Regions from separate parts of the Mus musculus genome. Here all the other regions are linked to region 3. The links are chromatin loops, found by intact Hi-C in ENCODE. Cell type or tissue: heart. All regions are shown on one strand. Region 1 holds the start of Polr2m (polymerase (RNA) II (DNA directed) polypeptide M). Region 2 overlaps Myzap (myocardial zonula adherens protein). Region 3 has its middle 24 kb from the start of Myzap.

What was found. A loop is a pair of places that touch in the nucleus more often than their neighbours do. Peaks named below come from ENCODE experiments on the same cell type or tissue, not always from the same donor. Only the 100,000 strongest peaks of a DNase experiment are listed, where the experiment ranks them.
Region 1: it touches region 3 in a loop (3-fold over the local background); 3 of 42 quality-filtered maps call a loop at or near these places.
Region 2: it touches region 3 in a loop (6-fold over the local background); 34 of 42 quality-filtered maps call a loop at or near these places.

Annotation. Positions count from the first base shown.
Region 1 is chr9:71,484,677-71,487,176 of GRCm38, reverse strand. Polr2m (polymerase (RNA) II (DNA directed) polypeptide M) reads left to right here and starts at 1,194. Exons shown (of 4, transcript NM_178602.3): 1 at 1,194-1,493. The coding sequence starts at 1,381. In heart, no CTCF peak of the experiment used is centred here; a DNase peak (open chromatin) is centred at 1,176; H3K4me3 peaks cover 1,632 bases; H3K27ac peaks cover 1,817 bases.
Region 2 is chr9:71,542,468-71,544,967 of GRCm38, reverse strand. All of the region lies in intron 10 of Myzap (myocardial zonula adherens protein), which reads left to right. Among named protein-coding and RNA genes, the nearest start is that of Myzap, 49 kb to the left of the region's middle. In heart, a CTCF peak has its summit at 993 (motif pointing left); a DNase peak (open chromatin) is centred at 917; H3K27ac peaks cover 456 bases.
Region 3 is chr9:71,614,845-71,617,344 of GRCm38, reverse strand. No RefSeq gene overlaps it. Among named protein-coding and RNA genes, the nearest start is that of Myzap, 24 kb to the right of the region's middle. In heart, CTCF peaks have their summits at 963 (motif pointing right) and 2,482 (motif pointing right); a DNase peak (open chromatin) is centred at 964.

The DNA of each region.
Region 1 (2,500 bases), 130 kb after region 3:
TGAGCACTTTTATATCTCTGAACACTCATACTTAGGCCTGTATGAAAATATTTTTTATTAGACTCCTATTCTCCTAGTCCTGAATATTTTCAGCATCAAAGTTACAAACCCTGGTTTGAAATCCCTAAAAGATTAGAGGAATTTCTCAGGCCGTGGAAGTCAAGAGTGGAGCCGTTCTTCCTTTCTATTCCCTTTGTTAATATGGCTTAATAAGCCCACTCTTAAGAGAAATGAGAGTTTATGTTGACATGAACATCTATTAAAAATGTTGACAGTGACTTGATCTGTGATCATTAAGAACTGAAAACAACTCAAATATCCTTCAGCATAAACACACAACTCACAATGCAATACTGCCTAGCAATAAAAAAGGGGCAGGGCAGCAAAGCCCGAATCAGAAACTGTCCAACTACTTGCCAAAGACGCTGTACTATTTTGCATCCTCTGCTCCCCCATTAGCAGTCTGTAGGAATCTCAGTCGCTCTTCATTATTTCCAACAGTTGACATGGTCGACCTTTCTAATTCCTGATATTCTGACTTGCTCAAATATTCAAATCTTGTTTTGTTTGAGACAGAGTCACTTTGCAACCTCGAATTCACTATGTAGATCAGGCTGGCCTTGAACTCAGTCAGCCAGACTTAAAGGCATGCACGACCATACCTGACTATATTGTTTCTAATATGCATTTTATTATAGCTAGCTATATTGGTCACTTGTTATTTTTTGAAGACTAAATTATGTTAATGTGTGTGTGTTTGTGCGCAGGTGTCTGGAGAAGCCAGAGTTTGTGAAGTGCCCTGGAGCTGCAGTCTAAAGGCATTTGTAAGCTACCCAACAGGGGCACTGGTACCCAAACTCTGGCATACTGCAAAAGCAGTATGCCCTCTTAGCCACTGAGCCATCATTATAACCCCGTTATTTATTTTAACTGTGATTAATGTCCATTCAGGAATCCCTGTAAATTTTTTGTCCAAAACTTTGATTGCTTAATCGTAGATGCGACGCTCTATTACTTTCGTCATATTTTACTTATTAGAAGTGAGTTTGTAAGTCTTTGACTTGAGTGTCCTATATTTCCCAGTGCACAGGCGAAAAGCCGGGAAAGCAAAAGGCCCATCCAGAGAAAGCCCGCCAAACCCAGACGCCTTGGCGGTGATGTAACTTCCGCCCCTGCACGCTTCCTCGGGCGTCCCCTCGTCCTGGCCTGTCCGTTTCCGGCATTTCAATAAAGCTCCCTTCGGCTCGGAGAAGCCGTGCTCTTCCGGGAAAATGGCGACTCCCGCTCGCGCTCCAGAGTCGCCGCCGGCCGCGGAGCCAGCGCCCGCCGTGGGCCCCGCCGGGGATCCCTGCCCGCCGCGCCAGCCGCAGCCCGTGCGCAATGTTCTCGCTGCCCCGCGGCTTCGAGCCCCCAGCTCCCGAGGACTTGGGGCGGCAGAGTTCGGCGGAGCTGCGGGAGAGGTTGAGGCGCCAGGAGAGACTTTTGCGCAACGAGTAAGCGGTGGCCCTGGGGTCGCGGTTGCGGGGGATCGGGATCAGGGAACAGGCTCTCAGGGATCGGGATCCGGGGACTTGGTCTCCCGCCCCGCCCCGCGGCCTGGCGCGCGAAGGTGACCTTGCGTGGCCAGGCCTCCCGAGCCAGGCCTGTCCTGTGCGCGGGCATGGCTCCATGCTGCCCGGCCCTCACTCGGCAGCCGCGCCTGCTCGATTTCATGTTCGCACTACAGCTTTGAACGAGCTCCGGTACCAAAGCCTCTTGATCGGAACGTGTGGGATTTCCTTCTCTCTATCTGAAGCCCCACTCTTTCCCCAACCATAGATTTGGAGAGCGGGCTGGAAAGTTTGGTTCATGCGTAGTGGGGAGAAGATGATAGCTGATTGCCTAAAGGCAGCTTTGTTTAGGAACAGGATTGAAGGAAGACGCCAAAAGGATATTTTCTGAGAGGTTTTTTTTTCAGCAAGGAGGGAAAAATGGACCATGAAGGCAATCGAGGGATTGGGGGAACTGGTGTAATAATTTGGAGACAAATATATATTAATAGTTAACAGGTGGTTGAAGTTTCTGGGGAGCAACAAAGAATAATGGGAAAATTGGGAGAGAGGGATGGATTTTAGGTTAATTTTTTATTTTGGGCGTATTCAGTTGAGGGAGTAATTGCAGGCATTTAGTTAATTAAAAGCCAACCGATTAAAACCCAGAGGAATGAGTATTAGGCACAAGAGAGAGAAGGCTGAAAAAAACCGAGAGGAACTCAGTTGCAGAGAGGCATTAATACTGTTGAAAACGTGGGAATAAATGTATCAGGAAAAATAGAGGACCCAAGGTTTAGCCCCCTTCTCCTGTTTGTTATATAACCAAGGAAAAGAACCAGAAAGGGAATTTTTGTCACTGAGGGAAAGGAGCCAATGACCATTTGGCAGGAGGGGTTCCTACTAGAAACAGGTAGGTATTTTGACTTTTCAAGATTGGGTTGTTAATTTTAGCAGTGAATTAACCTTCT
Region 2 (2,500 bases), 72 kb after region 3:
GGATGCCTTAAGTTATGCAATCTTCTTTCCTCACACAAGGGCGTCTGCTCATATCTAGTATTAGAAAGACTATGTGTAAGCCCTAGATTGATTGGCTCTTGGATCAGTTAAACCCTTGTCTAAAAGGAGTTGAGACTGACACCAAAATCAGAGATTTTTTTTAAAAATGGTCCTTCCAGACAAGTTCAGAATAGTGTGTTTTATATCCTCTCTCCAGAGTATGATAAATGCTCCTAATTAAAGAGAGTGAAGGAAACATATACATATGTTTGGCTCTCAGCATCTGAGGCATTTTGTTCTAGAACCTTCTAAGGATTCCAACATTTTTGGATGGTCAAGTCTCCTATGTAGATGGCATGGTCTTTGTATACTCCAGGCCTAATCCTTCTATGTTTTTTGTTTTGTTTTGTTTTTAAGATTTAATTTTTTTTTATTAAAGAATTACTTTGGAGAGTGTGTGTGTGTGCCCTATATGAGTTCACTACTTGTTTCAGTCAGCAGAGAGTGTCAGATCCCCCTGGAGCTGGCGTCACATGTGGTTGTGAGCTACTGGAGATGTGGCCCTCTGGAAGAGCAGCAAGTACTCTTAACTGCTGAACTGCCTCTCCAGTCTCCTTTCTGTGTATCTCAAATCATTTATAGATCACATATACTACTAAAGACAGTGTAAATTGTTGTTTTTCTGTGTTGTTTAGAGAATAACGATGAGGGGGGAATCGGTACATGCTCAACACAGATGTAATTTTATTTTTTCAAATAATTTTAATATGCAGGTGGTTGAATCCACAGTGGTTGGAGCACAGAGGGCTGACCCCGCATGTGTGTGGTGTGTGTTTAAACAGGGACGTGTGCAGTGTCTGGCATTCATGCCTTTTAGTTCACATTTCCCTCGCACGCTTCTCATACCCGAGTATGGACGTCAGTGTAATGAAAAGGCCAGCGCTGTGAGCCAGCACTGTGAGTGGCACTAGCGCCACCTACCGGCTTCTGGGTTCTAACAGTGAGAGGAGAGTTTTAAAAGTATTCTGAATTTAAGATCTTTAAATTGGGAAGTAAAAATAATAAGTTTGTCTAGCACATTGTGGTCACATCAACAGAAAAAAAGAGAGAATAATTTAAAAACCTTAACTATTGTGGGTGTTTATGAAGATGCCTTGTTTGAAGTTAGAAATGTGGCCGAGTGCCATGGACAGGTGAGCTCGTCCAGAGGAGCCACCAAGCTGGAAATGAGCCCGGAGCTGTAGGAATCAGCGGGAGTTGGGAGCACAGGAGAGGATATGGCCGAAGAGAGGCCCTGGAGCTGACTGTGGTCTTAGAAACAGGTCTTGTGGAACCAGGGGAGGTGCAGGCTCAGGTGCAGGGCCAGGCTAGAGCCACCGGGTGGCACTCTCAATGAGGAAAGCGTCGGGTCCCATTCAGTGTACATTGGCTGCTCAGAGTCAGTATTCAGCCCCAGATCGCAGGTGCATCCCTTTACAAAGAGAGGGGTTGATCCCGGAGCTTGCTAGTGTTGCTCCAGGATTCCGTGTGGCCTGCAGGGATACTTGGTGGAAATCTGCTGACTTTGGCAATATTCTTTATTTTATTTTTTCTTATTGTGTGTGTGTGTGTGTGTGTGCGCGCGCGCGCGCGCGCGCGTGCATGTGCACAGATGCATACACACTTGCCTCAAGACACATGTAGAGGTCAGAGGATATCTCTATGGAGTGGATTTTCTCCTTCCACCTTTACCCAAGTTCTAGGGATCAAACCCAGGCGGCCTGGCTTGCACAGCAAGTGCCTTTATCCACAGAGCCATCTCACCAGCTCCACCGTGTTCTTAGACAAAGAACCGTCTCTTTTTTTAGACTGTATCTGTTACTGTGATCTCAGCTTTGTCATTGCTTTACATAAAGAGGATACACACACACACACACACACACACATACACACACACCTCAAAGGGAATGAGAGAGTTTATTCTGGAGTCAGAATTGAATGATCATGACCTGGGAACATGCATTTAGGGTACCCCCAAATGATAATGTTGTGAAGTCTCTATCGTTACAGAGCAAAAGGAAGCCATAAATCAAGGCACTTTTCAAATACATCATTAGGAGAATTGGCAGGTGGGGAAATCTCTGTCATATGTCGTAGGAGCTGTCTGATGATGCTCTTAGCTTTGGATGGTTGACTACTAATGGCCTATTATGGTAATATACCTCAGAAGGTTTCACATGACACTCACAAAGTCAGACACAGCTGGGCAATTAATAACAGCCCGAGATCATTTGCCTCTGGACCTGCAACATTCCTACTCCCCACAATCAGCACGTTCTCATCAGCCGCCCAGCCTTGTAGGCTCCTTAACACAGGCGTGGCTTTCTCTGAGAACTTCCCTTCATTGTGACAAAATCTACAAAGTCACAAGTCAATCACCCCAGGTCACTTGGGCCTCGTTTGGAAAACTGCATACTGAATTAGTCACTAAGGAATGCTGAATTCCCACTTCAGTCAACAC
Region 3 (2,500 bases):
AATGCTGGGACAAAGAGGGCTCAGACAATGAGCTTTGGTGGGTCAAAAAAGCCCACTAAGAACTCATTATTAAGTAAAAATTAAGTTTTGATTCACAGAAAAACGAAGTGTGAGGTTCAAAATGTAAATGACCATATCTGCCACAGCAATCAATAGGAGAAGGCTTCCTGGGTGGTGTCTGAGGGGACCTGGAAATAGGTGAAGTCTTGGAGCCTTTTATTTTGTAGTAATCACCTTCCCAGTGAACGCATCTTTAGAAATGCGAAAACAGGGGTGATATTTGGACCTCAACTGAGTTAGAGCCCAGGATAAATGGAGACTGACTGAAGATGCAGTTGGAAAAGATTTGGAGCCGTGTTGTGTGTGTGTACAGCGTGTAGGTGGTATGCGTGCCTACAGAGAGGCCAGAGGTGCACATATGTGCGGCAGTGCCTAGCTTTTTATGTGGGCTCTTGGGATCAGAGCTCGGTCCTTCTGCTTCTCCTCCAAGGGCTTCACAGAGCCATCTCCCCGGCTCCTGGCACCATAATTTTTGAGGAGCTTAAATACCATTTCCAGGCTTCATCTTCCCTGAGAAGGAGATTGAAAAAAAATTTAACACAACTGGAGAGTTTTAGTTCTTTTTATATTTTTAATGTTTAAAAATCACATTGATTGATTGATTGATTGATTGACTGATTGATTGATTGATTGATTGCATATGTGTAGTTGCATGTGCCAGCTTCCTTATGTGGAGGTCCAGGACACCTTGCAGCAGTGAGTTCTCTCCTTCCCCTATTTGGGTCCTGGGGATTGAACTTGGGTAATGAAGCTTGTCAGAAAGCCCCTTTGACTGCTCCGAAAACTTGAATGTGCTTCAGAATAACCTTGAGGATTTAAGACCGGCTGTTGTTGGTCCCAGGCCCCATTGTTAAGAGCCTCCAGATTAAATTTCCCATCTGGTCTTTGTCAATACAGCCACTGGGTGGCAGCAGAGAGCACAGCAGTTACCCCAGGGTGAACACCGCAGAAACAGAAAGACTTAAAGTTGTTTCTGCTTTAGGTCTTTCATATCAATCATGGCCAATCAACCACAACATTAGGCTTCCCAGAATCCAAGGGGCAGTGTGGATGGAAGCTACTGGGGGGTTGACTCTTGTGCTTTCTGTAGATATCTTCTTTCACTTCCAATCCAAACGCCCTCTATCAGGTCCCTAGAACTTTCTATAAGCCCCGCCGGTAGGAAGAGGGCAGATCTGATAGCTTCTAAGGTCACACAGAAAGGTCACGGATGTAAAACTGACAGGACACTCTACTCCTGATAGATTGGGACAAATTTGGAAGTGATGGGCAAATTTCCTTAGTAACAGAAAGCTGAATCCAGGTGAGGGTGGGTTCTTCTTCCATGTAGGAAGCAGCTAGGGACAGATAGGAACAGCCTAGCCCTATTTCCTTAAATAAGGAAAGGGGAAATAACTGGCTTTAGCGGCTTGGGAAGGCAGCGATGGTCTTGGATTGGGGGAGGGGTTTGTTAGTTGACTATAGTTGCTGGCAGCTATTTTACACTCACACATTGTTTACTACTAGGTATTTTGGGATAAACAAAGCCTTATGTGGGCAATGGGGTGGGGGTTCAACAGCCCTGGGTACTGATGCGGTGAGGGGAGTTAGAGTCTGGAGAGGGAACCATAAGGTCCAAGAAAGACAGGCTAGTCCAGGGTCATGGAGACTGTTTGCTGGCAACCATGTCTCAGCAGAGGCCAGCTCTCACAAGGCCATAGTACTACAGATAGCCAGGTGTCATCCTGAGTAAGACAGTTTCCTGTCTTGTTTACCAAGCACCTGTCACACCCATTCTGTCACCCAGGACTCCTCCCTGCCCCAGGGCCATCCTGGGAAGGTGTGGAAGTCTGTCCTCCTATCCAAGTGTCTGGTGGATAGTCAATGCTGAGTAGAGTCATGGTCCAAGCTTTGAGGCCCAGGTCAGTCCTCTCCCTCTGCTTCCTTGGGCCTAGATGACTTGTGGTTTCACTCCGAGCCCTTTGAAAAGTTCCCAGTGTATTTCAGAAGTGGTAATTGCTATTGCATGTGAGTGTACCCTATCTTCCGGGCTGGCGACAGTCATCAGGGTTTCTCCCTCCCTCACATAGACTCGTTATTGAAAGAGACTGCTGGATGAGGTGACGTGTGCCTATAGCCTCAGTCCTCAGGAGGCTGAAGCAGATGATTATGAGTTCAAGGCCAGCCTGAGCTATGTAATAAGAGCTTATCTCAAAAGCAGTGAGATTGGAGGGAGAAAGAGAAGGGGAGGAGAGAAGAAGGAAGAGGGGGAGGCAGAAAGGAAAGAAGCAGGGTGGAGCAAGAGAGTAGAGAGGAGGAGGAAAGAGAGGAAAGAGGGAAGGAGGGAGAAAATTTAAAAACATTTTTAAGATTTTTTTTGTTGTTGTTGGTAGTTTGCTGGTATATATTCATAGGCACAATGTGCATGCAATACCAACAATGACCAGAAGAGGGCGCTGTG